Linked DNA regions of Homo sapiens: region 1 is linked to region 2. Evidence: chromatin loops called from intact Hi-C (ENCODE). Cell type or tissue: B cell. All regions are shown on one strand. Each heading gives the region's core, and the rest is flanking DNA. Links, peaks and the distances in the headings are about the cores only. Region 1 overlaps BCL2L11 (BCL2 like 11). Region 2 overlaps LOC124907867 (periaxin-like).

The links. Peaks named below come from ENCODE experiments on the same cell type or tissue, not always from the same donor. Only the 100,000 strongest peaks of a DNase experiment are listed, where the experiment ranks them.
Region 1: it touches region 2 in a loop (4-fold over the local background); 5 of 110 quality-filtered maps call a loop at or near these places.

What each region holds. Positions count from the first base shown.
Region 1 is chr2:111,152,461-111,160,460 of GRCh38, forward strand. The region is part of intron 3 of BCL2L11 (BCL2 like 11); the gene reads left to right. Among named protein-coding and RNA genes, the nearest start is that of BCL2L11, 36 kb to the left of the region's middle. In B cell, for the core only: no CTCF peak of the experiment used is centred there; DNase peaks (open chromatin) are centred at 4,741 and 5,551; H3K27ac peaks cover 2,948 bases.
Region 2 is chr2:111,211,830-111,229,273 of GRCh38, forward strand. LOC124907867 (periaxin-like) reads right to left here. Exons shown (of 2, transcript XM_047446748.1): 2 at 10,766-13,385. The coding sequence starts at 13,384. The coding sequence ends at 11,216. The region is part of intron 3 of MIR4435-2HG (MIR4435-2 host gene); the gene reads right to left. Among named protein-coding and RNA genes, the nearest start is that of BCL2L11, 100 kb to the left of the region's middle. In B cell, for the core only: no CTCF peak of the experiment used is centred there; DNase peaks (open chromatin) are centred at 7,742 and 10,072; H3K4me3 peaks cover 409 bases; H3K27ac peaks cover 343 bases.

The DNA of each region.
Region 1 (8,000 bases), core at 1-8,000, 64 kb before region 2:
AGCATGCAATATGAATGCATGACTCCACAAGGCTTTCCTGTGGGCCTGCCCAGATGGACCTGGTGGATGCACCTCCATGGCTGCCATGAGTGGTCAGTGACAAGACATAGGCTAAGGCTGGCATGGGGACTGGAGTGCATCCCAGTCCCCGGCCATCCTCTTGTGAAGGCTGTCAAGGTGGGGAATAGTTTGAGTCATATGCAGATGAAACCTAGGCTGCTGGGTTGTCTTTGTTACCTTGCCTCTCTGTTGAGGATGTGATAGCAGCACCTAACAGGTTCATAGCCTGCCTCCCCTCCTCTTCTCCCAATGTCATTTCACAGTTTAATGTTTAAGCGTATGTTTAAGATGGTCATGTCTGTGTTTCCAATAAGATGCAACCTATTGTTCCCATGCTTTTGGTAAATTAAATTTGTCTGATTGCAGTATTTACAAGGTTTTGTCATTGTGCATCTTTTGCATATCTTAAAAATAATTCAGTGCAAAAATACAGTCACAAATCATTAAAGGACTTTAGCTTTGTTAGTAGGCTGGGATATTAGGGGGAAGGAGTAGGGATAGATTCTAGGTTATAACCCAATTTTTCTAAAACAAAGGTAAATATATTCAGATTTTATAAATAGCGCAAAACACAAGGCTGGGTACGGTGGCTCACACCTGTAATCCCAGCACTTTGGGAGGCTGAGGCGGGTGGATCACCAGAGGTCACGAGTTTAAGACCAGCCTGGCTAAGATGGTGAAGCCCCGTCTCTACTAAAAGTACAAAAAATTAGCTGGGTGTGGTGGTGGGTGCCTGTAATCCCAGCTACTCGGGAGGCTGAGGCAGGAGAATTGCTTGAACCTGGAAGGCGCAGGTTGCAGTGAACTGAGATTGCACCATTGCACTCTAGCCTCCACAAGAGCGAAACTCCATCTAAAAAAAAAAATAGTTCAAAACACTGGATGATGCTGTGGATAGTGACACCGTGATCTTCAAAGCCACAGACACCCGTCTTGATACTTGTTAGATTAAAAACAGTCCATTGTCTGGAATCACACTTAATGGTCCATTGTTAAATATTGGGGGCAGAAATCTGGGAAGGTAATGGGAGGCCGTTTTGGGAAATAATGAATTCAAATTACCTGCTGTCTTCACAAGGGAATTATCCTCTCTTGGCAAGCGAGTGTATCTCACTGTGCTGCTTTAGGATGGATATTAACCTTTTAAATGTTGAGTGTCTTTATTTGCTTAATGCTATTACAATGCCTTGTCTAAAGTGTTAGTCTTTTATTGCCACGAGCCTTGCAAAGCCTGACAGGATATTTTCCCGTTTTTCCAGTTAGAGAAATAGAGGAAGTTGTCGTGTAGTTGTCATGTATTCAGTCCACTTAAGGGCAGTGGGGAAGCGTTTGAGACGGAGCTGTGGAGGCTGAATCCTTGAAGGAGGAGGTGAGAGAGGCACAGGTGAGCGCAAAGTCCCAGTGCATGTCCCCTCTTCTCTCCCGATGCAGTGTCATTCCCAGGTGAACCTGCCGGGCTGAACGGCCTGGCCCCTCTATTCAGTCGGAGTTTTACTACTCCAGTGGATTTTGGTAACTTCATTTGGAAATAATTTCAGACTTACAAAAATGTTGCAAGAATGACACAAAGAACCACCCTTTTATATCTGCCCCACTTGTTTTCATGTTTTCCCTCTTTGCACACATGTACAATTTATTTCAGAAAAAACTACAGACATGATACTGCTTTTCCTACACTAAAAATACTTCAGTGTATATTTCCCAAAAATAGGAGTAATCCCTTATGTAACCACAGTGTAATTATCAAAATTCACAAATAGTGTTACAAAACTATTATCTGATCTATGGACCTTATTCAGATTTTACCACTTGTCCCAACAATGCCCTTCTCAGAAAAAAAAAAAAAAAAGAAAAAATGTATTTTCTGGCCTAAGAGCCAATGTAGGATAATGCATTGAATTCACGTGTTTTACCTCTGGTTCCGTTAATTTGGAACCGTTCCTCTGTCTTTGTCTTTTATGACAGTGACATTTTTGAAGGATCAGGGCAGTTGTAATTTGCAGACTCCCTGAGTTTGATTTATCTGATATTTCTGCATGATGAGACTCAGGTTTTGCATTTCTGATGGGAGCACTCCAGAGGTGATGTGTCAGTGTGGCACAGCAGGAAGCACATGATGTCCATTTGTCCTGTTACTGATGAGGTTCACTTTGATCCAAGGTGGATCTTGGATCAAAGATCTTCCACAGTCTTCCACTGTGAAGTTAGTACTTTTCCATTTGTAATAGGACAGAGATTATAAAGGACAAAGAGCTTTCCTTTCTCTCTTATATAGTTATTTAGTATAACAACTTGGATTCATAGATTCCTGTTTTATTCAATGGGCTGCAATGCGTTACTGTCAATATTTATTTTGATGCTCAGATTCTTAATGATTTGGCGGGAGGCACCAGTAGTGCAGGCACAGGGAGAACCAGTTGTGGGACAAAGCCCAGGGGCTGTGAAGGTCACGGAGCTCTTAAAAGTCATTTGTTGCGGAATGAACTTTGGCCAGAGGGCTACTGACCCTCACAGCTCTTCCTATGCAGGTCTGCTGTGCAGGGCACTCTTAAAAGACTCCAAGCTTGTGAGACTCCTTAGTGGCGAGTAGGGAGGCTATTGGTAAAGGCTAGGTAGCGTAAGGATGTTAGTAGGCATGGAGGGAAGAGAAGTTCTCTGAGAAACTAAATATTTTGGAATTTGTGAGAAAGTGAGCAGCTTGCCTTTACCTGAGTGGTGCAGTGTTTGTATTTCTGCAGCCTGCACCTTCTCTTCCTGGTGAGTGTGTCAGCCCAAGACAGCCAGACTGTTCTTCAGTAGCGGTTGCCAGTTTCTTTCATCACCCAAACTGTGTGAGCGCATGTACCGGTTCATCTGCTGGACGCAGTGCCAGCAAGTGTAGATTGCGACCCTCTGTAGATGTGGGCCGGAGGTACTGGAAGGATAGTGTCTACTTGGGTGGGAGTCTTGACCATGGGCTGGGGCTGCAGTCAGAAGCCCTTAGAATGTAAAAATGCTTACTCTTGGAATAACTGGACCCATTCTGCAACCAACATGCCTCCCTCTTTCCCCTCCATAACCCCTAATACTGAAGCTGGAGTTGTTTACCTTCTGTGGCTTCTAGGTTCTTCACAGTCAGGTTGTCCAGCTCAAGTCACTCCATGTGCAGGAACACTGCTCTTGGCTAACTGTGACCTGGGCATGTCCTGGTGGTGGGCTGCAGTGGACAGCAGCACATGAAGCTGCTCTCCAGATGAGGCCAGCAGTGAATAAAAACCCTTTCATTGTTTGATCACAAGAAACAGTGATCTTTTGTTTACACTGCCTACTTCCTACTCTGTCCAGGGCATGTGCAGACAGGAATTGATTGAAGTGCATGTAGACCAAAATCTAGCCCTGAATGAGACAAAGTAGAGTTGAGAAGGTGACTTGCAGACTGATTTTGATGGAAAGAATTTAACGTGTCATTACATTAGCATTTTCCTGTGCTCTGTATGAATTTGAAATACTTATATGCTCTCCTTCTTGAGAAGTGAAATCCCCAGTGCTATCTCATTCTTGTTTTTATAAATGGTAGTCACTCTTCTGTGAATAATGTACAAAGGCAAGGACTAAAGTTTAGCCTGCTTGGTAATTGCACAAACTGAACACAAACCCAAACGTGTGTTCTCAGCGTACTTTGGAGGTCTTCATTAATTGAATGTTGGAGTTTAGTAAAAGAAGTTGCTTTCTGTTACTGGCTGTGAAAAGAGTCGTGGAAATCTGCACATCAGATATTAAATTCAAATTAGACCTAACTCATGCAATGATAGGTTGCCCCACACTTCACTCACATGAGTTGATAGAATGTCAGTTTTCATAACAAAAGCAGTCATGAGGAGCTTAGATAAATTGGTACCTGCCATTGATCAGTGGCACGGTTTTCATTCAGGTTCAGCAAGAGTTTTCCTTAAAGCTGGAGGAGGCAGCTCAGTGTTTGGGTTTAGGAGCCTTTCTTTCCTGTCTTAGACTACCCCGTTTCCGTCCCAGAAGTACAATGGCCAGAGGTGATGAGCTCCTTGGTTCTTCCCCTCAGACTTTTGGGAGAACATGTGGCTGGGATTATGTGGACTATGGATTGCTGGTTTTCCAAACAAGCGCGTTCTGTTACTCGTTGAAGCCAGAGTGTGATCTCGTAGGAAAACACGACTCACAGAGAAGTGTGGGGACTTTGGGGTCAGACCTAGAGCCCTGACTCTACCCTTAACCTTTAGGAGGCCAATTGTCTGGTCTATCCCTTAGGCATGTAGTGGAGATTAAGTAAGAACATTTAGAGATGGAGCTAGAAAATTCTTATTATCATCTGTTATCGTAATTCTGTTTCCTCTCACTTTGAACTGTAATTGAAACATTTTTCAATGGGTCTTCGGCGTTTAGAAAGGGAGATGCCAGGAACTCTGTTCACCTGTCTATCTTTTAAATACTCTGGAACTGCTTTTTAAACAAGTTGTGTGTTTGACCCTACTGCACATGCTGTGTCTGGGTGTAGGCAAATATGAGATGAGGCTGAGGCACTGGTGTGTGTTTAAATGGCTGGATGGGCATCGGGCTAAAGGACTTGTGCTTGTTTGCACCACGTGTGAGTGCTCATCTGTTTGGCAGGTGCCTACACCTGCAGGGCTGCCTTGCAGCTCTGGATCAAGGCCATTAACACATAACCATGAGGAAGGAGATGCAGGTGCCTGGAAGGGGACTTCAGGAGGTCTAACTGGGGTTTTTTTTAAATCTCTTGAGGAGGAAATGAAGATGCACACAAACTAAGGCTTGGCCCTGCTGCAGACGTTCAAAAATAATAAGCTTCTCATATCATCCTTCACTAGACTTCTACCACCTGAAACAAAGTGGAGAGGTTTTAGTTGTGGTTAAACTATGTTACGTCTCACTTAGCTTTTTTCTGAGGCTGAAACATTTTGGAACAGTGTGTTTCTTCTCTGAATCTAATATTCCAACTACTGGTGCCTCACACAGATGTCAGAACAATCTGTCTCTTCTCTGTGGTTGGCCATAGAACAGTGACGATTTCAGAAGTGGCAGGTGGGAGTTGTTCCCCAGTTTAGCCAGCACCAGGTCTGGAGTCTGACAGGCTAGAGACCTACCAAGTGGAGGGCTGTGCTGTGCTGCCTGAAGAGCCTCAGTGCACAGCCTCACCTGGACATTCACTGGAGAAGAGATTTGTGTCACAATAAGCCTTAACTATCATAATTTCTTTGAAATAGTGTGTCAAAAATAGGATAAAAGTTTGGTTTATGCAAATGTAGTTTTTATCTGACTTCTGAAGACCACATTGTCACCATAGCAGATCAGCTGCAGCACCCATAGCTTTGCAACGCTAGGGGAGAGTGCTCTCCTGGTTTGGGGTGAAGGTACCATGCATCTGGGAGGGAACTTCCTAGTGCCCTTTCCCCAGCTGTGGTGACATCAAAGTGCAGCAGGCACAAGCTATGCAAATATCCATGTTGCCTTGGTGATGAATAGAAAGTGGATTTGGTGTTGGGCAGTATTGTAGCAATCTCCTCTGACACCTGAAAACAGCATGCATATGGAACCAGTGCTGAAATACCAGCTCAGCTGCCGTTTGACTGTGGTTGTTGGTCTGAAAGTGGAGAGAGACCAGATCTTCCTGAAGAGCTCCACATCATGCTCAACTGTGTGCTGGGCCTTTTTCTCTCTGACTTCTGTGTCACTTAGTTGCCAGTTAAAATGCTGTTTAGACTGCTGGGTTATGAACGAGTCGTGGAGTGGTAGTTCTAACAGAATCAGGGGGGTGACTCCTAGTTCCATGTCCCACCCTGCCACCTCAGTGTCCCTAAAGATGCCGTGACAGCCCCTGGGTATTCTCAGGCTCCTGGATGTCCATCCCAGGCCCTCTCTTCTGCAGCCTGTGGGGATCAGACACCAACCAGAGAGACTGCTTCCTCAGTTGCCTGAGCCTGGAGCAGAGATTCCCTCTGTCCTTCCTGGTCTCACAGTCCAAAATTCAGCCTCCTATTATATATAATGTATAATAATTTATAGTATATATATAAACACTTAAATATATATAAAAAATAAGTTTCAGGACATCCTATACATTTACTGTTGAAATTCTGTAAGAAACAAGTTTTTGAGTAAGTTAAATTCCTCTGCATCTCAGAGTTCTATAGGTATACCTTGTTTTTGAATGCCTCTTAGAATTAGGAATTGAGCTTGCTTTGATATGACAATGAAATTGTCGTTTTTCCCTCGTTGCTCTGACTGCCAGGAAACTCTTAACTAAACTGTGGCTCTCTTACAGCACATCTCACCCCTGGTTCCCAGGATAACTCCTTGATGTCATGTCTGATCTCAACCTTTTTTTTTAAATTGTGTTACACACATTTGCGCTTTCTTAATTTAAGTCCCCTTTGAGCCATGCTATGTCTAGGTCTGTGTTGTACTTACCGAGTCCTTGGGCCCAGTGGGTGTCAGCCCTGCCTTTGGAGCATGGATGAGTGGGCTGTATTCTGAGCTGCATTGTAGGAATCACTTAGTGATTCTCAATTCGCACTCCAGAACCTCTGTGGCCTCAGCTCAGCCTGAAACAAGGCCCCTTTCAGGTCTGAGGAGCAACGGGCCCTTCCCAGCAGAGGCACAGGCACAGGCACAGGGTGTGCGAGGAGGGAAGGTGCTGGCCTGAAAGCCCTCGTTTAACTTCTTTCCTGCTTCTGGCATTCCATCTTCATGTGGGCCAAGAGTACCCATCCTGTCCTGCCACTGTCTTCAGCTGCACTTTGAGTCACTTGCTTGACCTCTGTAGTCACTGGCTGCAAAACAGCATAGGGAATGCTACCCTGGCACTCAGGGTTGTTGTGGGGACTGAAAAGCATGGGCTAGGTTATTTCATTTAGTGGTGGCCATGGCAATTCTTCCATCCCCAAGCTTGGGCACACAAAGTCCAAAGGCCTGGAGTGCCCTAGGCAGCTTTTCAAAGGTTCGACTCCTCTCACTGTTGGAGAGTGAAGCTGAATCCAAAGCTGCATTCTATAGTTGTCTGCTGTTCAACCTGACCAGTTCCCTGGGGCCAGGGCCTCTATTGTTTTCCAAGCATCTGCTTCCCTGGACTGAGCAAGAGAGTGGTGTTCTGTGATTATTTTGGCATTAGAATGTCATTAAATTCCCTGACACTTAATTGGTCGTCCCAAGTGTAAATTGAAGATGCTTCTGCCCTGCACTTAATGTTCCTCGCTGCAGTGGCAGCTCCAGCCCCTGGCAAGGCAGCAGGAACCCCACGCTAGGGCATTCCTGTGGTACAGCTCCTCCCAGGTTGCCACCCAGATGAGCTTGTGCCATCTGGTGTCATGGGGACATGTGAAGAACTATTTAGGAATTCCCTGTTGAATGCTCGACACCGTCTCAAAGGGCATTGTTCATATCTTCAGAGAAAGACTGCTTAAGTCTATGCTGAGGAACTTGTAGACACATAATCCTATGCCTTTACACTTAGAGGGCACAGTCTGTGGGGGAGCAATCCTGCAACTTGGCATAATCTTTCCTTCTGGTTTATGATAAATACTTATCCACTACTGAGATTATCTTTACTGAACTGCTGGCCCCTTCTGCCTGTTGGCCTTGCTGCCTCTGCCCAGCTTCTCTCTCCACCTGCACTGCCCATTCTCCTCTTGTCCTTCCAAGAAATTCTCCTCTTCCTTTGGGGCTTGATGTGGGGATTCACCCTGGTGCCTTCCTGCCCTGGCTCCCCCACTTCCTCTCTGGCCAGTGGTTTTTTTCCCTCTCATTTTATTTGCCTCTGTATTGTCCTTACTTTATTATCTTGTTTACTGTTTTGTGCTGGCGACACAGCTATTACCATCAGACCTAGTGGGTACACAGACACGTGCCTTGAAGTCAGGCCCCCCACCTGATGCTGGTCAGCAACAGGGCCACTGGAGCCCCTTACCCTGAGA
Region 2 (17,444 bases), core at 4,738-12,737:
GTTTCCCTGCACAAGCTCTCTCTTTGCCTGTTGCCATCCACATAAGATGTGACTTGCCCCTCCTTGCCTGCCGCCATGATTGTGAGGCCTCCCCAGACATGTGGAACTATAGGTCCAATAAACCTTTCTTTTGTAAATTGTCCAGTCTCAGGTATGTCTTTATCAGCAGCATGAAAACGAACTAACACAGTTGCTAAACTTACTTTTAAATTCTAGTATGTAAAGTGTACATTCCTGAGGATTTTATATATACATAATTGTGCCAACTATGAATCTTTCCAGTCTATGCCATTTATTTATTTTTCTTTATCTGTTTTGCTGGCTAATATTTCCAGCACTGTTAAATAGAGTGGTGAGAGCAGACACTTTTCCCTGATTCTTGAATTTAGAGTAAGAAAACTCCATCTTTTATCATGAAATATGATATTAGCTGTAGGTTTTTCATAGCTACCCTTCAATTGTTCAATTGGTTGAGAAAATGCTTTTCTATTCCTAGTTTTCTAATAGTTTTTAATCAGGAATGGGTGTTGGGTTTTTTTCAGATTTTTTTTCTACATCTATTTAGATGATCATATTGCTTTTATTTTGTAGTTAATAGTGATTTACATTGATTGGGTTTTGAACATCAAAACCCAATCAATGTATTCCCGGGATAAACCCTTCTTGTTCACCATGTTTTATCCTTTTTACATATTGTTGGATTAGATTTGCTAAATTTCTTTAGAAATGTTGCATTTATGTTCATGAGAGTTAGTTATTCATCTATAGTTTTCTTTGTTTCACTTTAAAATCAGAGCAATAATAGGCTCATAAAATAATTTGGAATTATTCTCATCTCTTCAATTTTCAGAAAACGTTTGTAAGGATTGTTATTTTTCCTTCTCTTAATGTTTGGTAGAGTTCACTAGTGAAGCCATGTCAACCGGGAATTTTCTTCATGCATACATTTTAAACTAAACATTCAATTTATTCCGTAAATAGAGGATTGTCTGGGTTCTTTCTTTCTTTTTGAGTGGGCTCTGGTAGATTGTGCCTTGCCAGGAATTTATCCATTTTATCTAAGTTTTAAAATTTATAGGCATAAAAGTTTACAATACTTCCTTATTATCCTTTTAATATCTGTAGAATCTGAGTGATCCCACCTTTATAAATCCTAATATTGATGAATTTGTGTCTTAAGTAATTTTTTAAATCAATACACCTAGAGGTTTTTAAATTTTATTGATCTATTCAAAGAACTAGCTTTTGGTTTTATTGATTTTTTCTATTTTTTTCTGTCTGCTATTTTATTGATTTTTCATTCTGATCTTTATTATTTCCCTTTTAATGCTTACTTTGGCTTAATTTGCTCTTCTTTTCTAATTTTTAAAGTGGAAGATGAGGTCATTGGCTTGAGATGTTTTCTTTTTTCTAAAGTAGAAATCCAGTGCTGTATATTTCCTTCTACATATTGCTGAAGTGGCATTCCACTATTGTTGATATATTGTGTTCTCATTTGATTATTTTTCAAGATATTTTCTAATTTTCCTTTTGATTTCTTATTTTACCCCTGGTTATTGACAAACACATTACTTTGTTTCCAAACCTTTGGGAATTTTCCAGATAGATTTCTGCTAAAGAATTCTATTTTAATTACAGATTGCTCCGAAAACATACTTTGTTTGACTTGAATCCTTTTAAATGTATTATGCATTGTTTATGGCTCAGAATATAGAATATATCTTGAAAAATGTTTCACGTGCCCTTGTAAACAATGTGTATTCTGCTATTTCTGCATGACGTGTTCTATAAATGCCAAGTAGGTATATTTTATTAGTAGTGTTGTTCAAGTCATCTATATCCTTGGTGATCTTTTTCTTTACTCATTCTATCAATTATTGAGAGAGAGGTATTAAAATATCTAATTTATATCTGTATTTGTTAATTTCTCCTTATAGTTTTATTGATTTCTGTTTTATGTACTTTGGAGCTCTGTTATTAGGTGCATAAACATTTAGGATTATTATGGTCTCTTGACAAGTTGATCCCTTTAACATTTTTAAATGTTCTTCTTTATGCTTGATAATATTCTTTGCTTGAAATCCACTTTTATATTAATATAGCCACTCTAGATTCTTTGTTAGTCTTTACATTGTATCTTTTTCCCATCCTTTTTCTTTAACATAGTTATGTCTTTACATTTAAAGTGCCTTTTTGTGTTGGTAAAAAGCACATAGTTGGATTAGCATTTTAAAAAATCTAATTTGACAAATTGCCTTTTACTGGTGTTGTTTAGGCCATTTACATTTAATGTAATTATTCATATAGTTAGGTTTAATTCCTGTCATCTCACTGTTTTTCTCAATTTATCCCATATGTTTTTGCTCTTTTTTCTGTTTTTCCCTGACTTTTTTCAAATTGATTATTTTTATGATCCAACTTTATCTCTTTTGTTGTCTTATTTGCTGTAACTCTTTGTTATTGTGTTATTTTCATATTTCTTAGGATTAACAGAACACATCTTTAACTTATTATAGCCTACCTTCAAATGATATTATACCAGTTCGCGTATAGCATAAGAAACTTACAACAGGATACTTCCATTTCTCCCCTTCTGACCTTTATATTATTGTTGTCATTCATTTTACTTACATACATGTTAACATCACGCTACATTGTTATTACTTTTGTTTAAATAATTGATTACATTTTATGGTCATATCCACTTTTCTTTCTTTCTTCCTGAGGTCCTGAAGTCTTTTGTTATTATTTCCTTTCTGTTCTGAGCACTTGCTTTAGTCATTCCTTAAGGGCAAGTCTTCTGGTGACATATTCTTTTAGTATCCTGTCATCTGAAAATGACTTTACTTCCCCTTCATTTCTAAGGAATAGTTTGACTTCTGGTTTGCAATCCAGTACGTAAGGAGCTTGGAAGTTGTCACTACATCCTAACAACAAATAAAAGGCTGAACAAACTGATTAATTAACAACTCTTAGATCCATCAGAGAAGTGAGGTTTACTGCCCCTTAAATTGGAAAGACTGACAAGAAAATACTTAGAATCACAAATTACTGCAGCAGAAACCCTTGAGCAGAAACCTTTGTGGGAACCAGTATGGGGTAGAAAAACCTGAACTGTAATTGATGAATTGCTGGGCATTCACAGTAAATAAGTATGAGAGTTAAACAGTCCAGGGGGACCCATTCAAAGGAGGGCCTCCCACTTTTGTGAGTTCTGGTTTCAGGAGTTCAACTAGGTTCTCACAGTGAATATCAGAAAAAAAAAAAAAAGATCTTGTTCTTCTGGTGAGGAGAGGGAGGAGGAACTATTTGAAGTAAGTCAGATCATTCTCTTCTAGTCAAAAAGGCCTGGCCTCAGGAGAAACTATTTTATCAGAGCCTAAACTATTGGGATTTTATCAGAGCCTAACCAACCTGGAAGAAAGGAAATAGCATGCTCCAGCATGCCTTAGCCTTCTACATAGGGGAAGAGAAATACTCAACTTCAGTTCATTCTAGCCATCTTGTCCTGCCTAAGGGGAGTGTTGGGGGGGTCGAGAAGCTCTGTTTGAAGTTCACAGTTTAGAGACACAGGCTCACTAAAAGACTGAGATATAAAACTATAGAACACTTTTCTCCTTCTTGCACTGTTACAGGATCTTTGGGGTATTGATTTTCTGGCCAGAAACCTCTGTGGCTGGTGGCATCTTTGCCTTAGTTCCTGTCTTGCCTCTAGAAGAATGAGGTATGCAAACAAGTGAAGGGTGAACAAGACAAAGAAAGCTTTACTAAGTGTTAGAACAGCTCAGAGGAAACCCTTAGTGCATAGCTCCTCTCTGTAGGCAGATCATCTTCTCTGTAAGCAGATCTTCCCATTGAGTGCTCAGCTCTCAAGCAGAGAGGAGGCCCTGGAGAGGGTAGCTCCTCTCTGCTATTGGTCATCATCCTGACATCTGCTGCTCTCACCAGAAAGGAGGCCCTCGAGAAAGTTACTTCTCTCTGCAGCTGGTAGTCCCTATGTCTCTGCAGGTCTCTGAAGCTCTCAGAAGAGAGAGTAGTTCCTCACTGCAGCAGGCCATCTGTCCTCCGTCATCTGTCCTCTGCCCTGCTCTGGCTGAGCCTGGGGCTTTTTTGGACCTTAGAGGGAAGAAGTCCCTGTTGATCAGTTCATGGAGGGCCATGGGCAGTCCAGAAAAGGCACCACAAGTCCCCACTCCATTCTGCTGGTCTGGCAGCCTGGCTCCCAGCCTTCAGGCCCTCCTTGGCCTGAAGGTGGGGTCTTACTGGCAACCCACCCACTTCCACCCAGGAGCCTGCCTGCCTTCTTGCACTGTTACAGGATCTTTGGGGTATTGATTTTCTGGCCAGAAACCTCTGTGGCTGGTGGCATCTTTGCCTTAGTTCCTGTCTTGCCTCTAGAAGAATGAGGTATGCAAACAAGTGAAGGGTGAACAAGACAAAGAAAGCTTTACTAAGTGTTAGAACAGCTCAGAGGAAACCCTTAGTGCATAGCTCCTCTCTGTAGGCAGATCATCTTCTCTGTAAGCAGATCTTCCCATTGAGTGCTCAGCTCTCAAGCAGAGAGGAGGCCCTGGAGAGGGTAGCTCCTCTCTGCTATTGGTCATCATCCTGACATCTGCTGCTCTCACCAGAAAGGAGGCCCTCGAGAAAGTTACTTCTCTCTGCAGCTGGTAGTCCCTATGTCTCTGCAGGTCTCTGAAGCTCTCAGAAGAGAGAGTAGTTCCTCACTGCAGCAGGCCATCTGTCCTCTGTCATCTGTCCTCTGCCCTGCTCTGGCTGAGCCTGGGGCTTTTTTGGACCTTAGAGGGAAGAAGTCCCTGTTGATCAGTTCATGGAGGGCCATGGGCAGTCCAGAAAAGGCACCACAAGTCCCCACTCCATTCTGCTGGTCTGGCAGCCTGGCTCCCAGCCTTCAGGCCCTCCTTGGCCTGAAGGTGGGGTCTTACTGGCAACCCACCCACTTCCACCCAGGAGCCTGCCTGCCTTCTGCTGTCCCTGTCCCCCTGGCTGCTGGCACCAAGAGGCACCTGCAGGCCAGCACTGAGCAATCCTCAGAGCTCCCCTCTGCTTCCCCTCCTACTCTCATTGGTACCCAAATTCTGGAGGGGGCTGGGGCAGCAGGGCACTGGCTTGCCAGCACTGATCCAAGTGTGTGCAGACCATGCCAAACTGTGATAGCACCCGGCCTTGGCTCCAACCCTGCTCTGATATGGGAGCCTGTGCCCGGAGCAGTGAGAAGCCAGGCAACTGGAGAAGACACCCCTGGGCTTATGGGTACCGGGGTCGGGGGGCCTTCCCTGGCCCCTAAGGGTGTAGGTTGCAGAGACACCTAGGTCTTGTACCTGGGAAGGTGGCTGCAGCTGCACCCAGGGAGCTCCCACCCTGCCAACTCAGAAGGGGTGGGGTTCCTGCTTGTCCTTGGCTCCTGCCGGCTTGGTGGAGCAGAGGCCCAGGTCTGCACTTGTGGATCTGGTGGTTGCACCTGCACCAGGGAGGGCAGAGATCCTCCCTGCTCCTGGCACCTGCAAGAGCACAGGGAGGCTCTGATCGGCAGCCACAGCTTGAGCAGCTGCAGCCTTACTCAGGAAGGCAGGACTCCTCCCTGCTCCATGGAGCAGGAGGCCTGGGTCTGCAGCTGCAGCTGCACCCAGGAGGGCAGGGACCCTGCCTGCTCCATAAAGTGGGAGGCCTGGGTTGCCAGCTGTGGTTTGGGTGGGTGCATTGGCACCTGGGGAGCTGCTGCCCCAACTCAGAAGGGCAAGTCTCCAGCTTGTCCTGGCTTCCAGTCTCCTAGGAATGTGGAGCCCCAGCTGTGCCTCCCTGCTGCAGCTGGCATGATGGCAGCGCTGCTGCCATCAACACCTCACTACCACATTAGTAAAGACCAACTTTCTGCAGTTCCTTTTATCCAGTATCTCATATCTGACTATTAAAAAACAATTACAAGGCATGCTAAAAGACAAAAAAAAAATAGTTTGAAGACACAGAACAAGCATCAGAATTAAACTGATATACCTAGAATAGTCTTACTAGGTAGAGCATTCAGAATTGCCGATTTTTTTAAATCACTATTTATAAAATGCTGTGCCACTTCTTTCTGGCTTAAGTTTTACAAGTAATGTATTGTTTCCCCTTAACCTCTCTTAAGACCTTTTTCCATCTTTAATTTCCAGAAATTTGAATATGATTTGTCTTGGTATGGATTTCTTTGGATTTATCCTATTTGGGGTTTGTTCTACTTTATTCTTTTTGAATCAGTGGGTTTAATGTCTTTTGTCAAATTTGGGGAAATTTTAGCCATTATTTATTAGATTATTTTTTTCAGTTGAACAGTTTTTCTCCTTACTTCTAGGACCCTGATGATACAAAAGCTAGATTTTTTGTTATCATCCATAGATCTCTCAAACCATTTATTTTTTTTCTAGGCTATTTTCTCTATATTGTTTACACTGAGTAATTTCTAATTATCTGTCTTCAAGTTTGCGGATTCATTCTTTGTTGTCTCCAAACTACTTTTGAGGCTATCTGTTGAGTATTTCAGTTATTGTATTTTTTTAGGTTTATAATTTCTAGCTCATTACTTATTCAATATCTTATATTCCTTTACATAGATTCTTTTATTTTTAATTTTGTTTCAAAAGTGTTTTTAATTGCTCATTTAATAATTTTTTACACTTGATCTTAGCCAAAAGGCCAAGAGGCAATCATTTAATAATTTCTGCTAACTTTGTATGTGTTTGAAACTTCACAATAAAAAGGGAAAACAGATGCAGTTTTTCTGATCTAGGGAAGATGCTGACCACTTTCTTCATCTGTAGGAAAAACCAAAACAAGAAGGAAATGAGACTAAATGATTATAGAGGAGAGTATAAACAGCTTAATTAAGAAGATATTTCACCACTAGGAAAACTTCCCATGCAAAGTGCATCCTAGTGCCTGGTCATCTCTCAAATTTAATGTTTACTAGTTTTAATCGCAAGAGTAATAAATAAAAACTAATGATTCATTTTGCAGAATAATAGGTATACTGTAATCCCAGTTCTCATACATTGGAGAAAAACAAAATTTAGAAAATGAGATTCCTCTATAGTCACAGCCCTTATATCACCGCTCTCAATGGTTTTGTAAACCATTCAGATTTCTTTATGTGTGATTAGAACTGGGATTATATTAGACCTATTATTCTGCAATTTCTTTTTCTTCTTTTTTGCCTAAATATTCTGCTAAGAGAGTTTGTGAAACAGAATAAACAGCTGTTTAGACAGAAAAGCTAAAAACAGTTGAAAACAGCTAAAAGCAGCTTCTTTTCTGTTCAGATTCCAAGATCATGCCAATTTTATCCATATTTTAATATCTGGCATGATCCAGGATCTTTTTAACCTAAGGACATAATTTTCCACAATTATTATCCTTTTTACCTAAGGACAAAAAAATTACAGTAGTGAAAATAACCCGAAAAGCAAGATCCTGAAGTTCCGTGCTTGCAGTTGGCTGGCCCTCTGTGCCTCTGTGGGCAGGTGGCCGCCGGGCTTTGTGTCTGAGGGGCTGCATAGTAGAATGACTCAGCAAAGCAGTGGCCTGGGGAGCATAGAAGAGGCTGACTAAGATTATGAGCTTTCAGGGGAGCATTCTTTTTAGCTGGCAAATTTCTCTTTTAAGGTAATGAAAGTGTTTCAGGTTCCTCTTTGTCCATTTGCAAATAAACTGGTGAGTTAACGTCACTCCCAGTGCAAATGAGAGTGTAGTGCACACGTCATGAAGATGAAGTGGTTTCCCCTTAATTTTGCATATTTTCTTGTCTGCTTTTAACTCTAGAAGATATTTGCCTTCACCTGATTTACAGTCAGGTTCGTTTCTCGCATCGTAAATGGACTCTTCTCGGTTGTCCTCACAAATTATTCATTGCTCTCATTTCATGTATGATGCCCCTGATTTTGTAGCATTGGCCCTAATAGAATATTAGACAAAACTCAAGGAGGAGAAACTTGTGTGGGGATAGGGGAATAGATGGGTGCCCTTTGTAGAACAGAACTCTGTCTTGGGCTTCTTTTTTTTATCCTGTAAGGCTTAACTGTAAGAAGCTCACAGTATCTCCATATAAGCCTTCTGGTTGATTGACAAATATTCTCAGCAGGGATTATTTAAGAAAACGGATCTCAATATTTCTAAGAGCTAGCTGCAGTGACTCATGGTGAACAGAGAATTATGATTGGACAGTGTTAGAGCCATTGAGACCACGTTATTGCACCTCAATGCTTAGCATAACGCCTCATGCATCTACTTGTTCATCCATCCATTTTTCAGCTAGCTTTTACTACATGAAATCCTGATATGAAGCTCTATGCCACGTGTTTACTCCATATACCTATCCCAGTGACTCTTTCAACTCAAGCTTGCTCTCTGAGGACAAAATCATGAACACATCCACAGACCCACACTCTACCTCTCTCCCACTAGAAGACCAGAATCCGTTTTCCAGTTCCCCCAAGCCCAAGCACTGTGACTCTCACCTGTCCATGGAAGCCTCTAAGCCACTCCCCCCAGCCCCCATCCTGTTCCTTGGTCTCCTTCCTCCTCAGCACCTTGGAGCCTCCAGAGTTGATCTTACTTCTTCTCAGGTCCCCCTGGCATCCTCATGGGCCCTGACAGACTCATTTAGAGAGCCAAAGAGCCCTCTATGAGGTTTCCAAATTTTTCCCAATTAAGATTAGCTTGTCTCTTCTGGCGGGGCATGGTGGCTCATGCCTGTAATTCCAGCACTTTGGGAGGCCGAGGTGGGCAGATCACCTGAGGTCAGGAGTTCAAGACCAGCCTGACCAACATGGTGAAACCCTGTCTCTACTAAAAACACAAAAATTAGCTGGGTGTGGTGGTGGGTGCCTGTAATCCCAGCTACTCAGGAGGCTGAGGCAGGAGAATCACTTGAACCTGGGAGGCAGAGATTGCAGTGAGCCGTGATCGCACCACTGCACTCCAGCTTGGGTGACAAGAGCGAAACTATTTCAAAAAAAAATTAACTTGTCTCTTCCATGCTGGGGAGTAAAAGCCTCTCTGCTTCCATGCCCAGCTTCTACCCTTGCCCTGTCCAAAATAAAGCAAAGTCCAATCCCAGCTGGCTCCTCCCTGCTACCTGGGGAGTATTCTCACTTGCGCTTTACATCTCTGCTTGGCACCCTCAAGCCTCAAAAAGAGGTTTTTATTGTAATATCATATTACACTAAATTTGAAAAAGAAAAAGTAACACCCTCTCACCCCCACACCCAAATACAGCCACAGTTATCATTTTGGTGGGTTTGACTGGGCTCCTCTTTCTTGTGAATGTTGTCATGGTTATATGCACACAATGTTGTGCCCTGCTCCTGTCAAAAGCATGCCTCCATGTTGCTACATGAACAATAGTCACCATGTACATGCATAACAACATTAAAACATTTATAATGAACTGTAATTTTAGCACTGCATACACCTATCAAAATGACAATTAACACTCAAGTGATACTTTGCTCCATATTTTGGATTTTTTTTTTTTTTTTTGTAGAGAGGGTTAAGAACACTCTTGCAATTCTTAACACATCATGATAAATTGATCTCCATGGGAGACTGTACAAATGCATACTGTCAAGAGCAATCTGAGAAGATAGCAGTTTTACCATATCCCTGTCAGCACTGGAAATTGCAATGGAAATGTTAATTTTCGTTAATGTATCAGGGCAAAAGGTAGCTCTTCATTGATATTTATTTCAATTTGATTACTAATATGGTTGTTGAATAGTTTTTCATGGGCCAGTTATACCAGAACGGGTCTAAGCCAGCTAAGTGCTCTGCTGTCTTTCCCTTTGGTGTCTATACTGTGGAAAGTTATTGTTCATAGAGCTTTTGCGAGCTTGCCACCTCTGCCATTGATACCAGGCACGCCATATTTTGTAGAGCCAGCTTTATTTTTATTTTGAAGTGGCTTCCCCCTTTCTGAAAAGGGACTTGGCAAGAGTTCCGTTCTGTCACAGTGAATTAGACACCAACTTCCCTTGTCAACAGAAGTTGGCCTGTTGGGCTAGACTTGGGCACCAGGTGCCACCTCCTGCTTGGCTGCCCTCTCAGTGACATCATCTATACCTGGAATGCCCAGTGGGTATTGCACTAGGAAAGAATCTGGCCTGCTTGGACTGTGTCTGGTCACAGGTCAGTGGAATTTGAGGAGCAACACAGTGGCAAAGCCCCACAAGGACTGGCAGCCTGACTCAAGAAGGCTCTAAACCATTCATCCCCTTCAACTGCCACACCACCATATCTGGCCCATCAGTGCTGAGAAGGTGAGCCAGGTGGGGACCACAGTGTCACTAAGTCAAACATGATGAGGCAGAAGGAAAGGTCTCGGCATAGAAAATGTGCCCTCTGTCTTGAGGCAGAGACATCCATTTTATATGCTCAATCAACATATATGTAGCATTTTTATGCTGTTCAATCACCCTCCTGAAAATGTTCATGACAAAACAGACCCTCCCCACAGGCCTACCTTCCCTTGCCCTGGCAGCAGCCTCCTTGAACAGAGTCCCAGGGAGACAGAATAATAAAAATTACAACTTCCTCTATCAGGAGGAAGGCTGCACCCTCACACTGATTGCCTTTGCCTGAAAAGTTTCTTGGCCACACCGTGGCTTCCTTGGGCTTTTGGGGCTCACTGTGGGGCTGCCTATCTCTCTCCACACCACACACACATTTAAGCTCTTCACTGGGACATCATGAGCTAAGAAGTCTGAGATTTTGCTTTTCTCTCTATCAAAACTTTATTGAATGTCCATCATGTGCTAGACTTTGCAACAAAGCCAAGTCAGACTTGGCCTGCCCTCTGGGAACTCACAGGCAACAAAGTTCATGATCAAAGTAATGTCAGCTAAGAATTTTGCTAGCTAGGCACAGAACGCATAGGAAAGATGAGGTCAAGGCAAGTTTCTTAGAAGCCATGAAGGCTGAGCTGAATTTGGGGACTCCAGAAAACAGAAGACGTAAAATTGCAAAAGGTCCTTGTTCTCAAAATGTTGTCTTAAAAGCTCTGAGCTTCCTGAAAGATTTCAGGCAAGCCAGGGGAGGGAGGGCAGGCATGGCTAACTTTGCATTTAGGACAGATCCCCTTGGCAGCCATGTTGGGCATAGATGGGAAGATAGGAAGGCCAGGGGAATGGTCATACCCCAGCGAAGAAGTGATGAGTGCCTGGGTTCAAGCAGGATCCATGGGGTGTGGGGGGACAGTGCGGTTTTCAGAGGCAGTAAAGAAGAGGGGCTCCCCAGCTTGGATTTGGTGGTGGTGGGAAAGGGAGGATTTAAGATGATATCCAGTTTCCTGGTTCAAGCAGTGGACACACATTTGGGGGAAAGAGGACAAGTTCTGTTTTGCAGATGGCGTATTCTGGACATCCGGGAGATACATTCGGGGGAAACAGGACGAGTTCAGTTTTGCCGATGGCGTATTCTGGACATCCGGGAGATACATTCGGGGGAAAGAGGACGAGTTCAGTTTTGCAGATGGCATATTCTGGACATCCGGGAGATACATTCTGGGGAAAGAGGACGAGTTCAGTTTTGCCGATGGCGTATTCTGGACATCCGGGAGATACATTCGGGGGAAAGAGGACGAGTTCAGTTTTGCAGATGGCGTATTCTGGACATCCGGGAGATACATTCGGGGGAAAGAGGACGAGTTCAGTTTTGCAGATGGCGTATTCTGGACATCCGGGAGATACATTCGGGAGAAAGAGGACGAGTTCAGTTTTGCAGATGGCGTATTCTGGACATCCGGGAGATACATTCTGGGGAAAGAGGACGAGTTCAGTTTTGCAGATGGAGTATTCTGGACATCCGGGAGATACATTCGGGGGAAAGAGGACGAGTTCAGTTTTGCAGATGGAGTATTCTGGACATCCGGGAGATACATTCTGGGGAAAGAGGACGAGTTCAGTTTTGCAGATGGCGTATTCTGGACATCCGGGAGATACATTCGGGGGAAACAGGACGAGTTCAGTTTTGCAGATGGCGTATTCTGGACATCCGGGAGATACATTCGGGGGAAAGAGGACGAGTTCAGTTTTGCAGATGGCGTATTCTGGACATCCGGGAGATACATTCGGGGGAAAGAGGACGAGTTCAGTTTTGCAGATGGCGTATTCTGGACATCCGGGAGATACATTCTGGGGAAAGAGGACGAGTTCAGTTTTGCAGATGGCGTATTCTGGACATCCGGGAGATACATTCGGGGGAAAGAGGACGAGTTCAGTTTTGCAGATGGCGTATTCTGTACATCCGGGAGATACATTCGGGGGAAAGAGGACGAGTTCAGTTTTGCAGATGGCGTATTCTGGACATCCGGGAGATACATTCGGGGGAAAGAGGATGAGTTCAGTTTTGCAGATGGAGTATTCTGGACATCCGGGAGATACATTCTGGGGAAAGAGGACGAGTTCAGTTTTGCAGATGGCGTATTCTGGACATCCGGGAGATACATTCGGGGGAAACAGGACGAGTTCAGTTTTGCAGATGGCGTATTCTGGACATCCGGGAGATACATTCGGGGGAAAGAGGACGAGTTCAGTTTTGCAGATGGCGTATTCTGGACATCCGGGAGATACATTCGGGGGAAAGAGGACGAGTTCAGTTTTGCAGATGGCGTATTCTGGACATCCGGGAGATACATTCGGGGGAAAGAGGACGAGTTCAGTTTTGCAGATGGTGTATTCTGGACATCCGGGAGATACATTCGGGGGAAAGAGGACGAGTTCAGTTTTGCAGATGGCGTATTCTGGACATCCGGGAGATACATTCTGGGGAAAGAGGACGAGTTCAGTTTTGCAGATGGCGTATTCTGGACATCCGGGAGATACATTCGGGGGAAAGAGGACGAGTTCAGTTTTGCAGATGGCGTATTCTGGACATCCGCGAGATACATTCTGGGGAAAGAGGATGAGTTCAGTTTTGCAGATGGCGTATTCTGGACATCTGGGAGATGATACATTCGGGGGAAAGAGGACGAGTTCAGTTTTGCAGATGGCGTATTCTGGACATCTGGGAGATACATTCGGGGGAAAGAGGACGAGTTCAGTTTTGCAGATGGCGTATTCTCGACATCCGGGAGATACATTCTGGGGAAAGAGGATGAGTTCAGTTTTGCAGATGGCGTATTCTGGACATCTGGGAGATACATTCGGGGGAAAGAGGACGAGTTCAGTTTTGCAGATGGCGTATTCTGGACATCTGGGAGATGATACATTCGGGGGAAAGAGGACGAGTTCAGTTTTGCAGATGGCGTATTCTGGACATCCGGGAGATACATTCTGGGGAAAGAGGACGAGTTCAGTTTTGCAGATGGCGTATTCTGGACATCCGGGAGATACATTCTGGGGAAAGAGGACGAGTTCAGTTTTGCAGATGGCGTATTCTGGACATCTGGGAGATACATTCGGGGGAAAGAGGACGAGTTCAGTTTTGCAGATGGCGTATTCTGGACATCCGGGAGATATTCGGGTGTGTCCTCAGTGGCTCAAGCCCAGGACAAGGACCCAAGACTCCAAGGCAACATGTGGTGAAATCCACGGCTGAGTCTATCGCTGAGTGGGACCACGTAGGTCCTGCTATAGAAGAGGTGAGTCCCAAGGCCAAAGCTGGGTTCCCTGACCTCTAAGATGGTAACAGCAGAGAAGGACGGTACAAAGAAGATTGAGAAATCCTGGCCAGAGCAGGTGGACAACAAAAGGGTTTCTGGAAGAAGTGTCTACTGTGTCAAACATTAAAAGAAGGTTAAGTAAGAAAAAGGTCGGAAGTGTCCACTGGTTGGGACAAAGAAGAGGCAGCGAGTATCAGTAGCTGGTTCAGGAAGATTGGTTGTGAAAGGAAGGTGGGATGAGAGGGGAAAATGTGGTCAAGAGAGAGGTTTTTGTCAGGATGGGGGACTTTAGCGCATGTAAAGCATGGAGGATTGCTTTAAATTGCAGTTTACAGAAATGCAGCAGACTTTTCTGTCTCAGGGGAGTGGCACAGTTTCTTTTGCACCTTCTTAAGCTTGCATGGCTCTGGAAAGTGAGCTTTCTCTATCAACATGTGGAAATAGAGGGTAGGACAGAGTAAGAGGCGTTGTACAAGAAAACAACAGGAGGATTGAAGGGGAACCAGTGGGAGGGAGGAGGAGTGAGCAGAAAGGAGGTGGAGCTCAAAAGAGAGAGGAGAGGAGCTGAGTATGTGTGGAAGAAGAGAGGTCATGCGAAGAACTTCTCAGGGCAGCCAGGCATGGCTTGGCAGACTGGGGATGACTAAGATTCCACTTGCAGTTACCTGCTTAACCAGGTAACCTCAAAGCCCAGTAAACGTCACTCATGCCCAATCACTTTTGTGTCAGTAGAGTTTGGAGGTCTTTATTAGGGACAAAGGTTTAGATCAATATGTGGAAAAAAGAAGAAAATAGCCATAAGAATTAGAATATGAATGAGAAACATAATTCTGCTTGAGTCAGTGCAGGGGTAGACAAGTGTCTATTTCCCCCTGACTGTGAGGAGGGTCTGTCCATTTCATTGGTTATATCAGGAGGGAGGCTGGCAGGTTTGGGGCTGCAGGTTCCTGATTGTTGGTTTACAGAGGTTAAAAACCCAGGAAAAATGGAAAGGTTGAAGAAATGGGTCAGTTTCTTCTGTCTTTGTGCTGCTCCTTCCATCTTTCCTCCCACACATGGAGGACAGCATCCTCCACCCCACAACTCAAGTTCCTTTCCAGCTTTCAGATGCTCCCCGTCTGCCCTGGAGGCAGCATCAAACCCTGCAGGTGACTGGGTGCAGGTGATTTGGTAATTTTGCCAAATTACCAATCACTATTTCCCAAAAGTCAATTAATTGAAAAACAATTTGCTGAAAATTAATTTTCCAAACGATCAATTTCCATGAGAAGTGATCTCTGGAATTCACCCAAAAGTTGCTTTGGTTAATTACTTTTAAAATTATAACAATTTGTGTGCTCTGGTTTCTAAAACACTGAGGATTTCCCCCCAGCTTTGGTTTTCTATTTCACTTATATTTAGCAGTTTAGTTTGCAAGTGTCAGGTATGTTTTTATCAGCCGTTTTGCTGTGGATTTCTCAGTCCCTCCCTGGTAAATGTCAATTTCATGTGGGTTTCCATATTTCAGGAGTGGGACACTTCTCAAACACACAATATTTTTTTGGTGTCAATAGACGGGTTTTCCCTCAACCACATTTATTGTCAATTCCAATTTTAGACTTGTGTCTAAATTGGACTACAGTTCCCACTTTTGGATTTTGTCATTGGGGAAGTTGTCATGGATATGTGAAAATTAACATGCAGAAAAAACTTTTATTTGGCTGACTGCCAAACCACTTTGAAAAAAAGAAGATGACGAAAATTGGTGTAAAATTGCACTTGAAGGGCAAGATCATCTTTTCTGAAAACCAAAGGTTAGAATATAAAAAGCCTCATGAATTGCCAAAACCTTTATAGTAACTACTGAGGAGTAGTCAGCTTCTGAAATATGAACCACATGCCTATAAATCTGATAGAAAACAGTGGTAGAGAAACTAAAAATGCAACATCTCAACTAAATACAACCAAAGGCCAAAATGTTGGGAAAAAATCATTACCAGATTTCGAAACTTTCTGTGAAACACATATGATTACACATTTTGTAAATAATTACTACAAAGAAGTTTTTAGTGATTTGGGAATCTGTGAAACTGGTCGTTTTGCAAATTGATTTTTAACATAGTGGCTTTTAGGCAATTGGTGTGACTTTTGGCAAATGTTCTTGAGGTCAGGAGTTTGAGACCAGCCTGGCCAACATGATGAAACCCCGTCTCTACCAAAAAATACAAAAAGTAGCTGAGCGTGATGGTGCTTGCTTGTAGTCCCAGTTACTGGGGAGGCTGAGGCATAAGAATCGCTTGAACCCAGGAGGCGGAGGTTGCAGTGAGCCAAGATCGTGCCACTGTACTCCAGTCTGGGCAACAGAGTGAGACCCTTTCTCAAAAAAAAAAAAAAAAAAAAATTGCTAACACAGAAGCATTAAGCCAGCACCACACATTCCACACATTCCACACATTTAATTCCTGTGGCTTCCTCCTGCCTTGAGCAGTCTGGGGATGCAACTGGGGCCAACCCAGTGGGCAGTGCATTGAATGCAGTGACATTACTAACATCTGTTTCTGACCCGTACTTCTGCTGTGACCCATATGTGGCCTCCTCTGCTCTCAGGCTGAAGTCCAGGCACCTCGTGGGACCTTCCAGGCCTCACGGATCTGGCTCCTCTACCCCATGAGCCCAGTGAACACCTCTCGTGTGCAGGGCCTGGCGTCCGACCTGCCCTTGAGATGCACCCCGCCACACTGCAGTCGGTGTCTTGTGCACTCCTCTCTAGTGTGCCACCTCTGAAAGGTGGGCACCAGCCAACCCTGGTCACCATTCACAGTAGCACAGCTAAACGGGATCAATTAGTGATTTTTAAAGTTCAGTGCTTTGAGACTTCTGCTTCTGGAAAGATGGAGTAGATATATTTTTCCTTATTCTTCTCACTAAGTACAACTAAGGCATTGTATAAAACAAACATAAGAAGACTGAAAGATACAGAGAAGAAGGCAGCCCGACTAGGGACCTCAGCCTCCCAACCCCAGCTCCCCAGGTAGTGTCAGGAAGGCCAGGTGCAGAGTCTGGACAGGACTTCCTGCCTGGAGATAACGAGCTGCTGACCCTCCTCCATGCAGTGTGAATGGAGAACACGCAGGAAGCTTGGGCTGCCCCCCGCCAAGAAGAAGGCACCCAAAAGGTGTGCAGTAAAAGCCAACAGAACTGAGAGGAAAAATAGACAAATTCATAATTATCATTGGGCATTTTGCTACTGTTTCTCTGCCTTTCTCTCCAACTGATATAAAACCAAGCAGAAAATCAGCAAGGATGCAGAAGACCTCAACAACATCTTCAATTAACAGGGTCTAATTGACATTTCTAGAACGCTGTACCCAAAACCTGCAGAATACACATTCTTTTCATGTGCCCAAAGACCATATACCAGGATACATGACATCTTGGGCTGTAAAACAAGCCTTGGCAAATGTAAAATAATCGAAATTATACAGAGTGTGTTCTTGGACCACAATCGAATCAAACAAGAAATCAGTAACAGAAATATAGCAGGAGAATCTCAAATAACTTACAAATTAAACAACACATTTCTAAGTAACCCATGGTTTAAAGAGGAAATTCTTCAAATCAATAAGCTAAGCTCTCGCCTCAAGATACTAGAAAAAGAAGAGCAAAATAAACCCAATGCAAGCAGAAGGAAAAAAAAAGATTGCCCAGAAAACAGTAAAAATGAAAACAAAGAAACAATAGAGAAAATCCATGAAACAAAAGCTAGTCCTTGAAAAGGTCAATGAAGTTGACTAACCTGTAGCAAGACTGACAA